2 separate regions of the Mus musculus genome follow, and region 2 is linked to region 1. The links are chromatin loops, found by intact Hi-C in ENCODE. Cell type or tissue: heart. All regions are shown on one strand. Each heading gives the region's core, and the rest is flanking DNA. Links, peaks and the distances in the headings are about the cores only.

The links. Hi-C counts contacts between places; a loop is a spot of excess contacts. Peaks named below come from ENCODE experiments on the same cell type or tissue, not always from the same donor. Only the 100,000 strongest peaks of a DNase experiment are listed, where the experiment ranks them.
Region 2: a loop joins it to region 1, with 3 times the contacts of the local background. A loop is called at or near these places in 9 of 42 quality-filtered maps.

The regions. Positions count from the first base shown.
Region 1 is chr10:19,235,597-19,244,499 of GRCm38, reverse strand. It overlaps Gm40607 (a long non-coding RNA gene), which reads left to right and starts at 947. Exons shown (of 3, transcript XR_871478.1): 1 at 947-1,057; 2 at 1,662-1,835. In heart, for the core only: a CTCF peak has its summit at 4,325 (motif pointing left); no DNase peak of the experiment used is centred there.
Region 2 is chr10:19,486,642-19,495,544 of GRCm38, reverse strand. Gm33104 (predicted gene, 33104) reads right to left here and starts at 8,830. Exons shown (of 4, transcript NR_152784.1): 1 at 8,622-8,830; 2 at 4,528-4,590. In heart, for the core only: a CTCF peak has its summit at 3,874 (motif pointing left); a DNase peak (open chromatin) is centred at 3,844.

The DNA.
Region 1 (8,903 bases), core at 2,161-6,160:
GAAGTTTAAAAAAATTGCCCCAATGGCTGATATTTATCCAATGGCAGTTTCGCCCTGCCCTTTGAAATTAAGTGCAGATATGAAATTATAGTTAAGAGAGGATGTTTCTAGCTCTTAACTCTTTTCTTCCCCCTTCTAGCTGTTAGTTATAGTTTATGGAGCTTTACATGATACCAGTTTGCTATGGACTAGCAGCTGTGTTGACCATTTCTTCTGTTCAGCACCACTGTGAGTTGAGAGGTAGAGAAAAGTCTGTCTTTAAACATTTATTTTTTAAATAGCATACATACAGAGTATTAGGTTTCATTATGGAACTAAAACAATTTTTAAGTATGTGAGTAAAACTGTAGCTGTCTTCAGACACACCAGAAGAGGGCATCAAAGCTCATTATTGATGGTTGTGAGCCACCATGTGGTTTCTGAGAATTAAACTCAGGACCTCTGGAAGAGGAGCCCATGCTCTTAGCCACTGACTATGTCTCCAGTCCCCCACTAAAACAATTTTTAAAAAAATTCTTTCCCTTACTTTTTCTTCTGACCCCCTGAGTGCCTGACCCCCTGACCCTCTGTGGCCCTCCCAGCTCCTTTTCTTATATGCTGCATGTGTCTTATTATCATCCCCTCACTTCTTCAGGGCTTCCCTGGCCATGCTCTTCTTTCAAGTTTCATAGCCTGCACTCAGACTCTCGAGCACCGATATGCACACATGTAAACATTAAAAAGCTAAGTGGCACATGTGAGAGAGAACATGGGACATCGACCTTTCTCCATTTGTGTTACCTTGCTTAATGCTTTTTCCTATCCATCCATTTTCTCACAAATTTTATACTTTCACTTGTCTTTGCAGGTGGATGCAACCCCACTGTGCCTAAGGAGTACACTTTTATTATCTGTTCATCTGACAATGGACACATAAGCTGCTTCCATGTGCAGGAATCTCTGTGGCAGGGACCTGGTAATTTGAGCTCTTCAAATGCTAATGGAGATCTTGAAATGAAAGAAGTTCTACTGGAGTTGGACGTGTCTCAAGGAAGAGAGAAGAAAGATGTTTCTAAGTGTGGGTTCAAATATTCATTGCAGAGGGTCTAGTGGGGAGTGAGAGTTGGAACACAGAATATATATTTCCAGAGAACAAATCAGATAATACAGAGGTAGTGAAATGTCTGACTTCTCTTCACGCTGAAGTCAGATCTGAACATCTATTGAACTCCAGTGAGAAGGCTGAGTGTGTTAAGTTTAGGTTGTTGCTTTCCATGTTCTTAGAGCTTATACCCACTGTGCCTCTGGAAGACACTAATGTGAAGGAAGAAGAAGTCGGAAGGGGAAGAGGGAAAGGAAAGAGAAGAGAAGAAAGGAAGGAGGGAGGGAGAGAAGAAGGGAAGGAGGAAAGGAGGAGGGAGGGAGGGAGGAAAGATGGATAAGGAATATTCAGGACTGAGGAATGGAGAAATAGCTTCTCCGTGGCTGCAGTTCCCTTTCAGTTAAAAAGTTTCCCATTGCAAATTGAGGCCATTATTTCCAAATTATCTATACGAGGTTTACAGGTCAAATACACAGATTCTGGTGTACAGCAGCTGAGCACGGGCTTTCGTGCCGTCACTGTGGGCTCTGAGGCAAAGAACTTACCATGCTGTGTCCCACTTTCCTTTCCTCCAAAACAGGCAGGACAATATTCCTGTTCTCATGGAGGTTTCCAGGAGGATTAAATGTGTTTCTCTCAGTGATGGGCCTGGAACTGCAGCTGACGCATGCGTATGGTAACCATGGAGCTGCCTACACCAGTGGTCAACAGAACACCTCAGGTGAGCAACCTGGAAAGCTGATCTGAAACACAGGTAAGACTTTGCTTCGTGTTTTAAGAGCAAATTGTGATGAGCATTGTCTCATTAAATCTTAACAAAGGCTGGGCTTCATTCCACCACATGAGCACGAGCCCATTCTTGCCTGAATTTTATAAATGAGACAAAACAAAACAAATAAAACAGATGTGTTACCAAGGACACACACACACACACACACACACACACACACACACACACACACCTGTTCCCTATAATGGCAAGTACCTTGGGAGTATCAGATTCATTCTTTATGTAGTAACAATGACTGTCCTGCCCTAGGCATAGAAATGGAAGAGGAAGCCTTAAATAGAAAGGAATGATGGGGGTGGAGTACACTACACAAATAAATAAAACAAAAGTCATCTGCTATTGATCCATGGAGTTTCGTGAGTATAACATATCACCTATATCTGTTTTTGTTTTTTTTGTTTTTTGTTTTTTTGTTATTGTTGCTAATACAGTAGGAGTTAAGCTTTGGGTAGATTTTTAAGATCAATTGGACTAGCACCACATCAGGGGAAACAAAAAACCAGAAAGGGTAGAACAAAAATGGTAGGACAAATATGGCATTTTCTGTGTTGTATATACCCCTGATGGCTTCCTAGGCAATCCTTCAGCCACAGTGCAGGAGCATCGCCCACACACAGGCAAGGTTTCATTTTCTGTGTTTCTTCAGCTGAATCCTAAACCAGTTAATTCCACTTCTGTACCATGTGAAAAATACCAGGAAACATATTTTTAGGGGGACCAATCTTATCATTTGCCTAATAATTCTGAAACGAATACCCATGAGGGACAGTGTTAGAAGGCAGGCTCAGATGCACACACGCAGGCAGAGATAGACTTTCATGCTGTCACACAGCAGAAGGAAACGGAAGGCTGGTTGCTTTGTAACAGCAGTCAACTGTTGTCTCCTAACAAAGGCTAAAAAACAATGTTAAAATGACTGTTGGAGCAGTCCTGTGACATTGCTATTCAGATCTACAGCCTAGGGTACAATGCAGTGCTTCTTACCCTGTGTATCACAACCCCCCAAAGACCACCGGAAAACACAGATATTTACATTACAATTCATAACAGCAGCAAAATTATGGTTATGAAATAGCAATGAAAATAATGTTATGGCTGGAGGAACCATAATACATGAGGAAGAGTATTAAAGGGTTGTGGCACTAGGAAGGCTGAGAATCACTGAGTTTTGACATTAGGGTTTCCACCTTCAATATCCCTCTACATCGTTGTACAGCTGCATAGCACATATGAAACAAACACATGTACATATAATGGAAACATGTTTTCTGTAGGTGCCCTGCTTTTTCTTGGTTCACAGCACGTGGCGGCTCAAGTCTTTATGGAAATGGTTCCACATCAAATCCACACAGTGAATGTGCAGTGTATTCAAAGCTGTCTAGGCGATGTCTCTTTCTCTTAAGCTTGCTTTTGCCCCTCCCAGCCTCTCCTTCCTGCAGACTGCTTGCTCCATCCTGAAGGACCTGGCATCCAGACGCTAGAAATGATTGTTCTCTACAATGCTAAACACAACCCACATGCCTACCTAGGCTTCCTCTACCTAAAATTCCCACTCATTTGTTGTATTTCTGTTCTACTGATTGCTACCATCAAAATCCCTTGAGTTTCATCTCAAACCTGCCTCAGTCTTCCCAGACACCAAGAGGCAGTGCTTTCTTCTAATGCATGCACCATTGAACTACATACTATTGAACATTTGAGACAGTTTACCACACTGACTCTTTGGCTCCTGTTTTCTCCTCAGACTATGAAGAGTCACCCATCAAATATGCCACAGTAAAGATGGGGACTAAGCCAAGTTGTATTCTGGCGCTACCTAGAAACTACTCTAACTATATTTTCTATAACTTACAAATACATCAAGGGCACGTTTCTTTCTTCCAGTCCTTAAGGCTATAGGGTAGACATGTTTTACCCATGTGTGTGTAGGCATTTTAAGCAAGCATCGAACACACCACCTGCATTTTCACCCTTAGCTTTTATTCTTTATGCTTCTTGTCACCAGCGCATTCCCATGTAGGGTCTGGAGTGTCTGGGGCCCAGGCAGGTCCTGGCATGGCCTTCGGACCCAAAGCCTCTATTAAATAAATAGGTAAACAGAGGCTGTAAAGAACAGGTCCAGTTGAAAGTGGTCTGAATTCTTTACTCTCTCCCTCCAGGAAGCAATTTTGCAGCACTTAATTCAGAGTCCACACCCAGCAAGTGCTTAAACACGTTTTCTTACAGCCATTTCACCTCATTTTATTCCAATAAGGAGGTTTAAAAAGCCATCTCCTTCCCTTCGTCCCTCCACCTCTGCCCTTTCCGTTCCTGTCTTTAATGAGTTTTTAGTGTTTTAGTTAACATTGCAAACCTGATAGTGACACAGAGTCTGAACAGAACAAGCAGAGTGGCTTAGAGGGTGCGGTGCGTGGTTTCTGTTTTGTTAGCTCATACTGCCCTCTTCTGGTCACTGAGCAGATTTAAAACTTGGCTGGGTAGAAAAAACAAAAAACAACCAACACCCCTCCTCTAAACTAAAAAACCAACCTAACTAACTAACTAACTAACTAACTAACTAACTAATTAAAACCATGAAGAAAACTGTGCAAAGAATAAGTGACAGTGTACAGGGAAATAAAATCTTTCCATATGAATAACCATGACATGAAAATATGCAACACCACTGCCTATGTGTGACTAAGTAACATTTTTTGTTGTTGTTGTTATTCTTAAAATCCAAAATACTGCTGTCTTCTCATTTTTGTCTCTTTGTCATTTTTACGTGGGTAAATTCATGCAATCTGTTGAGAAGAACGTCACTGGAATGGCTTAGGGGTTCTCTTCCTTGTTCCAGCTCCCCTGAAAGCTTGTGGGGATAGGGCAGTTTGCTCTGTAACCAGCGGTGTGGTGTCTTGCCTGGGCTCATTAGTTAGGTGAACAGGGTCCAGGAGCCTTCTCAGCTCTCAGCTGTACTTCATCTGCTTGCGGCTGGAGCGATACCTGCTCTGCCTTCCTTATCAAGGATAACAGAAATAGAATGAAGACACAGCCTATGATGTTTATCTACAAATAAACGCACTGTTGTTATTTTTAATTAGTGTGTGTGTGTGCGTGCACGTGTGCATGTCTGAGTGTGTGTATGTGTGTGTGTGCGTGCACGTGTGCGTGTCTGAGTGTGTGTGTGTGTGTGTGTGTGCGTGCACGTGTGCGTGTCTGAGTGTGTGTGTGTGCGTGCACGTGTGCATGTCTGAGTGTGTGTGTGTGTGTCTGAGTGTGTGTGTGTGTGTATGTATGTGTGTGTGTGTGTGTGTGTATGTGTGCGTGCACGTGTGCGTGTCTGTGTGTGTGTGTGTGTGTGTGTGTATGTGTGTGTGTGTGTGTGTGTGTGTGTGTGTGTGTGTGTGTGTGTGTGTAGGTCAGAGAACACCTTGCAAGCATCAGTTCCCTCCTGATATTTGACATTAGGGATATTGAAGGTGGAAACCCTAATGTCAAAACTCATTGATTCTCAGCCTTGCTACTGCCACAACCCTTTAATACTGTTCCTCACGTATTATGGTTCCCCCAGCCATAACCCCCATGTGGGTTCTGTAAATCTAACTTGGGTCATCAGGCTTAGTGGACACCTTTACCCACTGAGCAATTAGTTTGCCCAAGAAGACATTTGCAATACGGATTTTAGGTGTTATAGTTCCCAGTGAAGTTCAGCTTCATTAAAAACCAAACCAAACCAAACCAAAAAAAGAAAAAATCCTTGCTATTTTAAGATAATGAAAGTATGTTGATAGCTATAGATCTAAAACGACAAAATTTCAGCCTTTCCTTTCCTGGAACTCTTTAGGAGAACAAAGACAAATGACTTTCCTGAACGATTTCCAACACAATCTTAGGGAAAGACAGGGTGTTTCCTTAATACTCAGAGAACACTGAAAGCCCAAGAATACTGTTGTAAACACAGACTTAGTGTTGTATTTAATGATAGCTTGTAGTCATCTGATAGATTTTGTATCTTTAAAAGAAAAACAAAACCTCACTGCTGACTGACTGTACACTATGGCTGTGCAGAATGGAGTAACGCACCTTAGCACTGCATGCCCACAGAAGAATCCTGTGCATCATTCGATCTAGCAAGGACAGAAACTGAGGCTTAGGAAAGTTGAAAAGCTTGCCCACGGTTATATGATTATTAAATGGTAGGATCTAAGCTAAAGCTGGCTTGGCCCAACGTCTTTGTGCCAGCAAAGGTACTTGCCACCAAGCCCGAGGACCTGAATTCAGACCCTGGGACCCACATGGTGGAAAGAGAGAACTTAATTCCAGCAAGTCATCCTCTGGCCTCCACACATGCTTCCTGGCAAGTGAACACACACACACACACACACACACACACACACACACACACACTCATACACACACAAATAATTAAATAATAAAAATGTCAAAAGGAAAGGTGAAACCTTGGAGTCAAACAACTGCTTGATTTTGATTGATCTCTATTTGTCTATGCTAAATCTGTCGCGCCTACACTTTACATTGTGTCTGTTAGCTTATGGGAAATGAAATGCTCTTACCAAATAAACCGGGGAAATGTATATTCTGTTTATAAATTTGAAAGCGATATGGCGTTTTCACTTTTGTCTTTTAAGTGATGTAAACTTATCTAAGAATGTTTTTCAAAATGAGGAATAAAGAATTGAAGAGCAATGAGCTCACACAATCATGTGATGTTTGAAGAAGCTCAGGTCTTGGGCTGCTTTCTCTAAAGGATGCATACGCTATCCTTGATCTAAAGCTGACGTGATATATAAACATAACGTTGAACTAGTAAAGAACATATGTTTAAGAAACTTCACGTGTGCTATGTCTTCATGTGACATAAACAGTGACTTCAGATACCTTGGTTAGGGCCATTGCCTAGCCACAGCAGGACCTTGATACCTCTATATTGCAACAGTGTTGACCAGACTAAGGAGCTGGGGCCCTGGCCAGTTCAAAAATCTATCCATAGTCTCCCATTCTTCATCCACCACCTTCTCAGAAGGGCGTTCTGGATACCAGTCTGAGGCTGAGGCTGACATTACCTCTGAGGTTCAGGATCCTGACAGGGTATCAGACTCTGCAGTTTCTTCTTGTAAACCATCCTCAAAGTCTTCTACTTCACAAATTCAATATTCTTCTCACCCTCAACGTTCAAAAGAGCCAATAACCCCATCTACTGTAAATCTGAGTTGCAATCGGATCTTTAGAAGGTAAACACATCATTCTAGAACGCACTATTCATCGCTTACAATGCCTTGTAGCAGCCTCCCAGGAGGTCTCGTTTTCTCACTCCATCCCAATACACTGGGCATTGATAGGAATACAGAGATGAAAGGAAGTAGGAAGAAGTGGAGGGGAGGGGAGGGAGAGAATGGCAGACTGAACTGAAACCATTCACGAAGACAATCTAGTCAAAGGCAAGCTCAAGAGAAGTATATCTCTGTGGAAATCATCAGTGTTCAGAGCTGAGTAAGACTTGGCGGAAATGCTAAATACAACATGTACTTATGCTACTGAACATGGAGAGATCAAGATGGTGTTTAACTGGAAGCTGCACCACTACAGACCAGGGCTCGTGGTGCTGGAAGGTACTTGAGGAGAAAAGCGAATTTTCAGTCTCACCTAGCTTTAGACCCTGTGAGCTACAGTAAAAATCTGTCTGCAGGGCTGGAGAGCTGGCTCAGTGGTTAGGAGCACTGACTGCTCTTCCAGTGGTACTAAGTTCAATTCCCAGCAACCACATGGTGGCTCACGACCATGTATTGTGAGATCTGATGCCTGTTCTGGCACATAGGCATACATGCAGATAGAACACTCATATACATAAAGTAAATAAATCTTTTAAAAAATCTGTCTGCATAAGTGAACAAACATTTGATTAGATTTAAGGCCCACTACATGAGACAGAACCCATACTTGACACTGTCAATGAGACCATGAACTTGAGACTTTGTAGGTCATGGACCCTAGAGAAAACCTACTACTGTTACTCCATTAATACAGCATTAATCATGTACATTAATACAGCTATAAAATGACTCCTAGGAACATATTGCTATACTCATAGAACAGTGTATTGCTCAACCATTATCAGAGAAACTTCTTCTTGCTGTAGATATTAATTAAAACAGAAACCCACAGCTAGACAACATACAGACGGTCAGAGACTTTGTAGGACTCACCCCTACATGAGATGTCTTTATTAAAAAGGCCCACTGATGGATGTGGAAGAGGAGGTGGGAAGGTTGTAAGGACAGAGGTGGTATAAGACTCCATGGACTCTGTGAACACAACAAAGCTGATGTCCATGTGAACTCACAGAGGCCATGGCAACTCACATGAGACCTATACAAACTCAACGCAGGCAAAATTCTACCAAGAAGATGCTAAGTGAGAACAAAGTCTCAGTCCCAACTAAGACACTGTTTGAAATTGATAGCTGCTGGGGAAGGAAAATCGGTTTTGTTTGTTATTGTTGCTTTTCCAATGGAGTGACACTGGGTATCTCAACTACACTTCATGGCAGGGCTGAGGCTAAGGAGTAGTTAAACAACAGACAATGGACTCCATGTGTTTTTATGGGGTTGTTTTTGTTGTTGTTTTGTGCTTTTTGTTTTTTGTTGTTGTTGTTGGCTTAGTTTGATTTTGAGCCTTTTTTTTAAGAGAAAGAACATGAACTTGGGTGTGTAGGAAGTGGAAGGGTCTTGGAAGAGCTGGAGGAGGGAGAAGAATATGATCAAAATATATTATATGGGAAAAATAGAGTTGGTGGGACACCTCCTCTATTCCACCATGTGATTCTGGAGACTGAACTTGGGTCGTCAGATTTGGCTGGAAGTGTCTTTATTCCATGAGCCATCTTGCCAGCCACATGCTTTCCTTTAATGTGCGTGGCAAGCATCCACATACAGGTCTTGATACTTGCATAGCAAGCATTTTACTCATTAAGCTAATGCTCCCTCTCTCAACCCTCAAGCTCTTCCTCAGCAAGGATCACTATCCTCCAAAGAT
Region 2 (8,903 bases), core at 1,713-5,712, 250 kb before region 1:
CTTCATAGATAGATGATGAAGCAAAGTCCCAGAGAAGCAAAATCAAGTTCAAGTCATTAAAGAAACTTTTCAAGCAGGGCGGTGGTGGCACACGCCTTTAATCCCAGCACTTGGGAGGTAGAAGCAGACAGATTTCTGAGTTTGAGGCCAGCCTGGTCTACAGAGTGAGTTCCAGGACAGCCAGGGTTATACAGAGAAATCCTGTCTTGAAAAAACGGAAGAAAGGAAAGAGAGAGGGGGGAAGAAAAGAAAGAAAGAGAGAGAGAGGAAGAAAGAAAGAAAGAAAGAAAGAAAGAGAAAGAAAGAGAGAGAGAAAGAAAGAAGGAAACCTTTCAAAATAAACTAATTATCAAAGTCATAAAGGGACAGGAGAAACAGGCAAAGGTCTCAGTCAGGAACTCTCTCTCTCCATAATTAATTTTGAAAATTCCATGTCTAATCTGGAACTAAATGTATCCTGTGGAAGAAAGTCCCCTGACTAGCATGGATAATGCTCCTTAATTCCCAGCAACCTTTCCCATCAGAAGTGGCATTCTTGAGTGCAGTAACCTCTTTTCATGCAGATTAGGCTTATTTCTACATGCTAGGTGGGTGCTTAACAGAGAGACGGAAGCTCCTTCAGTAATCACACACACTCAGCATTTGTTGAAGCATTTGTGCTCTCCTCTCCTGCACCGAGTTCTTCCTGTCCCTCTGAATGCCCTACGAGTTTAGTTTTGAAACCATCCCTATCTCCCGGTCCCACTGTCTGACCTTGAATTCTGGGCGTTTTTGTTCACTTGTCCATATCTTCACCTTTCTCTTTAGTCACTAACGTGTCTGTTTTCAGTTTCTCCGAAACTCCCAGATCTCTAAGTTTAAGGTCAGGCTCTAAACCACACCACTATCACCATGCTCTGAGTGAGCGCAGAGCAGATTCCTGGCATTAAGTAAGTCTAAGTCTCAGCTGTTTAAACAAACACATCCTGTTGCTTGCTGTGAAGGAAACCACCTTTCACTGACCCTTCAGCGAGGCTGGTTAACTTTAGAAATTTGGAGACTGTGAATCCAGCAGTGTGTTGCAGGTTCAGACCCTAATTAAACTTTATCTTGAGTCATCTTCAGACCTCCCGCTGATGTGGGGTTTTTTTGTTTTTTTGTTTGTTTGTCTTTTTTTGTTTTGTTTTTTTCTGTTCCTGTCTGTTTGTTTTGTTTTTTGTTTTTTGTTTTGTCTTCTTTTTGTTTTGTTTTTTCTGTTCCTGTCCTTGTGACTTCAAGGTAGAACCTTGAATGAATGAACTTACAGACTATTGGCTTCTACCAACCCAAAAGCTAGTAGCATCACTGGATAGCATCTAAGGTATTCCAAAAAGTCCACCTCTTTGTTGTAACCTGCTTATCAAATGTTTGCACTAATACATTTAAAAAGTACCTTAATTTGGGGTTCCCTATTTCTGGAAAAGCACGAAATTGCTACCTCGTTGGAACGTGGTATTTGGAGAAAGTAAAATCTGTGTTCCTGAGCCATAGTCACTCATAACTGGCTCTAGAATAAACTATCTCTTATCTTGTTGAGGCGAGCTGTTTCTCTCATTGACAATAATAGGGGTCTATGCAGGAGCAAGAGTGAGTCATGGTGGGAGGTTGACCTCTGGCACCCACACATGTGCACCTGCTGGTCTGAGCCAGATGAACATTAACCAGCAAGCAGTTGTCATCTCTGTAATGGTCTTGATGAATGCTAGTTTTCTTTAGTGTCATCTTGCTCTCCTCACTTGCCTTTGCTAACTTTTCAAAACATGTTGTTCCTAATACACACTCCAAAATGTAGGCTTGCTTTCCCTCCCCGCTAGCATCTGTGAACTTAAAGGTGGTCATGTTTCTAATCTTTCATGCTACTATTTAAAAACATGTCCAAGGCTAATCTCACTTGCTAGAGGTGTACTTTGGCTCAGCATTCAAATAGGATCCATCCTTTCTCCATTTCTAAAACACAAAAATCAAGTCTCCCTTACTAAATTTTTTATTTCAGTCCCAGATGCCTTAGGTGTTATACCTATCTTAGATATTATACATATATTATCTATGTTAGATATATATTATACATATATTAGATATATCTGTCTTAGATGTTATACTGCCTTAGATAGATATACTATCCTCAAACATGGTCTCCCTCCATGTGGAGCTTGGAGATCTGAGATGTGCAAGCTTGTGGTATCTGAGAAAACCGCAGAAGCACGGTGACCCCTCTCATGTTTGATACCCATCTCTCCTTATGGTGATTTACACGAAAATGGCTCTCGCGGGCTTCCAAATTTCAATTCTTAGTCACCAGGTTATGAAACCGAGAAGGCTTAGGGGGATTAGGAGGTGTTGTCTTACTGAGAGTGGACTTTGAGACTGCAAAAGCCTACACTGGGCCCTGTGTCTCTCCCTCTGTCTTCTTGATGCCCGTGGAACAGGATGTAAAGCTGCCTGCTTGCCTGCCTGCTGCCATGCTCCCTGCCATGGTGACAAAAGACCAATCCTCTGAAGCTGTAAGCCAGCACCCAGTGAAATGTCTTCTTTTCTAAGAGAAAACATTTGGTCATGATCCCTTTTCAACAATACAAAGGTAACTAAGACATCCCTGAAGCAGGTCAGACCCAAATGTTGGCTGGTTTTATGTCAACTTGACCCAAGCTAGAGGAATCAGAGAGGAGGGAGCCTCACTTGAGACAATGACTCTTAAGATCCAGCTGTAAGGCATTTTCTCAATTAGTGACCAATGGAGCCGGGCCCAGCCACTGTAGGTGGCACCATCCCTGGCCTCCTACAAGAAAGCAGGCTGAGCAAGCCATGAGGAGCAAGCCAGTAAGCCGCACCCCTCCATGCTCTGTATCAGCTCCTGCCCTGAATGAACTCCTGCCCTGTTTGAGTTCCTGTCCTCACTGCTTTTGAGGATGAACTGTTCTGTGAAACTTGGGGCTAGAAAAGCCATTGAGTCACTTCTGTAAGAGCTTGCTGCAAACAGTAAAAAAAAAAAAAAAACCTGGAGGCCTAGCTTGTGCAGTGTCAGCGGGAAGAAAAGACTCTACAGGACATTTTGTGTGAAGGATCTGTAGTTTTGGTTAGCTGGGGATGAAGAACCATCTGTGATGAACAAGATACCAGAACTACTAAAGTAAAATCCTTGCTGGATACTCAATGCTGGTTGGCCAGAGCTGAGAATTTAGCCACGATTACGAAGAAAGCAGCATTGTTGGGGTAAAACTTTCGGGGGAAGTGTTTTCAAGAGATTCAGCACACAGAAGCTGTGTTCCAGACAAGGCCATAAGTTGGACCTTGCGCTGGTAGCTGAACTTGATAGTGCGCCAACAAGGAAACACTGCCTTGAGAGCCTCAGTCTGTTGGCTCAGTCTCAGATCTGATCTCTGGGCCAGAGCTTTTGGTCCGAATCTCAGCTCTGGTACTTGGTATTTGGTATTTGTATGGCATGAGCACGTGATAAACTTCTGTGTCCCGGTTTCCTCATTTGTAAATTTCAATTAAAAATCATAGACAATGCATCATATAAATGCACACGTGATTTTAATGTACTAGCAACAGTGTTTACACTGCAAAGGTTGTCATGGCAGCTGCTTGATCCATGTACATCGCTCAGAACGATGTAGGGTACATGCTGAGCTGCATAAAGTATTATTTTTGCTTTTGAATTTCGTCCGTTTCACATTGGGGGTGGGGACACATGTTTTTGTACTTAGGGGTTTTAACTTGGAAATCAGAAAACGGTTCTGGTTCTAAATAGCTGGAGCTAACCAACAACCTTGCGGGGGGGGGGGGGGGCGCCTCACCCCATCACAACCGCTTGAGGATGCTGCCCCCTGGTGGTCCTTCTCCGGGGCTTCTACCACTCTGTTTCAGTCATGCCAGAATTTTGTTTGTCTTCTCCTTCCTTTAATCTAAAGGTCAACCTATCAGCAGCTGCAGCATTCCCTCACAAGCGTTTCTCAAAACACAGTTTGTAAGTCGCAGATGTACATATGCATTTCCACCGTTTGGGTGGCAGCTAAACGTTATACTTTTGGTAGGAATGTTTAGAAATGGTGAGAAAATTATGTGTCCACTCAGAGCACCTATTATGTAATCTTTTTAATTGATACACTTGAAAATGAGGTAAGTACCTGAGGATTCAAGCAGAGTCCTCTTTAGTACTGATATAAGCATTCATATTTAAAAAAATCATTCTTATGGACTCTAGGATAAATGTCCTATTGCATACCAAAATATAGAGTTTAAAAATATTAACGTCATTACTTTGACAAAATTTCTCAGGATCAAAGAGATAAAAGTTACAATGTTTGCACTTATGCTGCACATGTGTACTCTGTTTGGTCCTGTTTTCACCTGGTCATCTGCAGTGCCCACCCCAGCAACCTCTATCTTATTTCTTCAGGAATTTTCCACAATAACAAACAAACAAACATAAAACAAACAAACAAAAACCATTTGTTTTCAAGAGGAACTATGCAAAACTCTTCCTTTTCGGTTCTTTTGCAAACTTACATGACCCTGGAAGGTAGCTCAAGGGCGGATCACCTCGTCTGGATCACCTCTGTTACACAATTCCTAGCACCAAAAAAGGCAACATCAGAAGATCGGTGAATACTTTTTTTTTTCCTTTTAACACATTTGCTATCGTTTCTGATGGAGAATAAAGAATGAGTCTGAAGTTGTTAGGCGCTCGCTCAGCCGGCTGGAAGCCCGACATTCTCTCTATGCTTCTGCTGCCCGGCATTGTGGACAGAACATTACTCAAACCACAGGCTCCAGACTCCCAGGTAACTGAAGCCAGCAGGAAGCTCTGTTTGATATCAAGTGTGTGCTTTATCGACCTTTTTGTTGTGATGGGAAGAAGGGAACCAGCTTTGCTTTTATCTTGCCCTGTCGTAACATTGCCCAGTAGGTGGAGGCTTTTTTGGTGCACTGTGGCCAAACTCTTTGATAGATGCTGAATTTGTGATCATAAATTTTCTATAATAATAATAATGATAATAATAATAATAATAAATCAATGTTCTTTCCATCACCGTTACTAACATAAAATCTTACACAGCCACGTGTTTTATTAAAGCGGATCTAAAATTCTGCATTCAGGAACCACCACATAGAAAATACAACTTAATTTTCTTTCCTAAGAGACAGAAGCCTGTCCGTCCAGGGACAAAGGCTTACATCTAACAAAGCAATTTTGAACTTTGGAGTCAACCATATAGACTTTGAGCTAAACACAGTCTCGGTGTCTTATTATATTAGAAATACTCCTGCAGAATAAGAAAATAAAGTGTCTTTGTTTCCTCTACAAGTACTTAGTTTTCAATGAGCAAGTTAGAGTTTTTATATTTCATTTAATGAATATGCCCCCCCAATTGTTTTGCTTTTACACATGTGATGAAGCTATATTAAATCTACCCTTTTTTTTTGTAGGATGCCCTTGTGGGTTTAGACCTGAACACAATACAGTCACTGAGCAGAGACCAGGCTTAGTGCAATCACAAGCTCACCCCAGTGTTCCTGTACCATACTCTGTGGCTCCTCGTCTACTTTGGATAGTACTTGTTCCAACTCCTTAAGAGTTCTAGTAATTTACAGAAAGAATTCTCTTCATTAAAAGATGAAATGTGCTCTGTATTTTAGCCCAATATTTAACATTTAGTAGTAGTTTTGTGATTTAAGAGTCATAGATACTTTGGATGTTAATTATTTCTTTTATACCAATCTTTAGAGACATGTGCATTTAAATATCTGATTTCCCATTCTAGAAATATCGCAATCATCTCATAATTATGAATTAATGTTCTAAGCACATTTCTGTCTGTCACTATTGCCAGAATGTTTCAAGCATGTTACTGGGAAATAACCATGCAAGGAAAGAAGACTGGCTTCCTCAGTGGAGTTCTGCTTTAAAGCGCAGCTGACACTTGGGCCTGGAAATTTCTTTGTTGTAGGCAGCTGCTCTGTGTGTACATTCTATGTGCATTCTAGGATGCTTACAGAACCCTTGGCCATGTCACACCAGATGCCAGTGACATGCTACTCCTCACTGTCTGCAGACACTGCCACATGCTCTCTGAGGCAACAACTGTCAACTTCCTAACACAACAGGTTTGTTTGTTTGTTTGGTTGGTTGGTTGGTTGGTTGGTTGGTTTCACCGTAGCCTAGAACTGGCCTAGAACTCTTGTCAATCCTCTTGCCTCAGCTTCCTGAGTGTAGCCTCTATGACCAGCATCCAAGATCAGATTAATATTTCCAGCCAGCAGTCTGCTTTTCTTCCTGTGTTGACAGGCAGAATTCTGACCCCTTTGTTTGTTTCCCATCCCAATTGCAGGATAGTCACAAGCTCTGTGTCGCCATGACTTTTCATTTCTTTTTCACCCACATGTGGTTACTCCCATCATATTATTCCCTATAAATACCCACGTTTGTGATTAACCTTTTACCACAGTGGCCAGCTAGGGATAAGCAGTGGCTAAGTGAGGTGATATAGAGAGCTTGGGGTGGAGAAACCTATGAATGGCAGACCAATGTCTGAATTCTGATGACTTCACCTGAGTGTAAGACAGTTCACCCTTGAAAGGATGGTGGCACCGGATCCACAGATATTATATATAAGGACACAAAAGTATGTTTTCCTTATTGTAAGCGTCATGGCCAGAACTCCTACTCAGAACATAGGTGGACAAGAGAAAAGCATAGAAAGTTTACTTAGCCAACGTTTTGCATGACCCAAAGTGATGGCTTTCAGAAATGACAATTAAAAAACCCAGGGAACATTGTCCATTTTTCCTAGGTAGGGCTGATGAGGACCAGGCACTCATGAGGACCAGGCACTCACATGACAATGTAACTAGACACAACAGTGTGGTCTGGAGCTAGAGTGTGATCTGAGATGGAAAGCCAGCAACTCCTGTGGCTCAGATTCTCTTTGACTTTTCTGTGGCATTTCTTCTAGACACAGGACAGGGCTCCTCAGGAAAGAGGGACCGTAAGGACAAAGCAGAGAGGAGTGATCTCCCTGGGGAAGAAGAATTCTGCTTTCCGTGGCTTGCTTTACAGGAGGACAAATTACAGGAGCGAGATCGAGAGACCTGGCTTCTGATGCTTTCCGATGCCCTTTTGTTCAAAGTGCTTGCAGCAGCAAGTTCTACATTAACTTGAGACTAACTTGTAGACTCACACACAGAACTGGATCAAAGGAAAGCTGTTTGTAGATTGCATTCTTCATAACAGGTGTGCTGTTCTCTGTGCAGACTTCCTAAGAGTCTAGGTCCCCATTTCCATATAAGCTAACTGTAATTCTTGAAAAACAATCCTTTTCAAGAGTCTAGAGGTGTTAAGAAGAGAAAGGTATTCAATATGCTTTAAAGGTACCAAATACACTTCTCAAAGCTTCAACCAATACAGAAGATCAAGTGATATTTATCCATGTTCTCTCAGGAAGATAAAGGTGTGTACCATCTCCAACTTCTGCTCTTATCAAAGGCAAACCTAGCAAAGTGTTAACCATGGCCACAATGGCACAAATAACCCCATGATTTTGGAGTTGTCTCAGCAGTCCAGTTCCTTCTTGTGTTCTTGGTAAGGATCACACTAATTCTGTTGGCTGGGAGACTAGTTGGGCCAGGGACTGGTGCAGTGTGTTGAAGAGAGGACACCCTTCTTGCTGTGCTCAACTATTCTTTTTCACCGTGGAATTTATCTATGTTAGTATTTCATGCTTAATCGTTGGCCATGCAAGAGCTAGACATTGACTTTCATCGTAGCTAGTGGTTGAAAGGAAAGGGGTAACAAAGCAACATGTAGATTGAAATCAGGTGTTTTTAGAGAAAGTAGCCCCAGGTCCTTTTTTGGAGCAGGATTTCTGTTGGAACCACCCTTAATGCATGATTCTGATTTCATCACCTTCCCAGTGATGCCCTGCTATTGGCCAGGAGCCCTTGGCAGATCTTAGCCCATGTGATCCAGGTGCACAGCACATGGAATGGATTTATCAGTGGCAGCAAAGGATGAGGCCAGTAGAAGGAGAGTGGACCGGTCTAAGGAGGAGCATGGAGGCCAAACTGCCACCTGCTCCCCTTCTTGATTCTTCTTCTCTCTGTGTTTTTTTCAGCATCAAGAATTAAAATTTGGTTTTAAAACCATATAATATCCAAGCTGGAAGACCTGCATGTATTCTTTAAGGTCTGGGGCATGTTATGAATTATACAGAGAGAAGAATGACAAAACTGAATCTGCTTCATCTAACCTGGGTGTGCAGGGTTGTAGGCTCACAGTGCTTACCCCAGATCAAGCACTCAGATACACCCGCTGCGTTCCCAGGACTGTTCATGTGAGCTGTCATCGAAAGTAGCACACTTGAACGGGATGCCCAGGGAAGCCAGTGGCCTTAAATACGCACCGACTTCACAGCCAACCACGCAGAACGTCATTGGCCACTAGATGGGGATTTCAGATTTTCTCGGGGCTGTGCTATATACAAGATGGCGGCTTTCACACTGATTTCCGGAAATGCTTCCTACGGTCTTAATTACAGGAAAAGCAGCAAAACCCTACCAAGTAACTATTGCAGTAGCCTAGTATATTTTTGTTTTGAACTTACCATCTGCAATTAATCCACTTCTTACAAGGTTGTCTCTGTGTGGCAACCTTTGTGATAGAGCATGTACCCATCACAAAGAACAAAAGGTTCTAAAGATGCTAAACACCACCAGGACATGGAGACCGTGCAGGGTCAGTGATTCTTAGGTGCTTTTCTAGTGTTAGGTCTACCCTGTGCTGATGCACCATTTTTAATGTATGGGCACAGTTAGGCTGATGTCAGTTACACCAGTAACCATGGAGACCAGAATTCCATAGATGAATGAGAGGGAGGGACAAATTG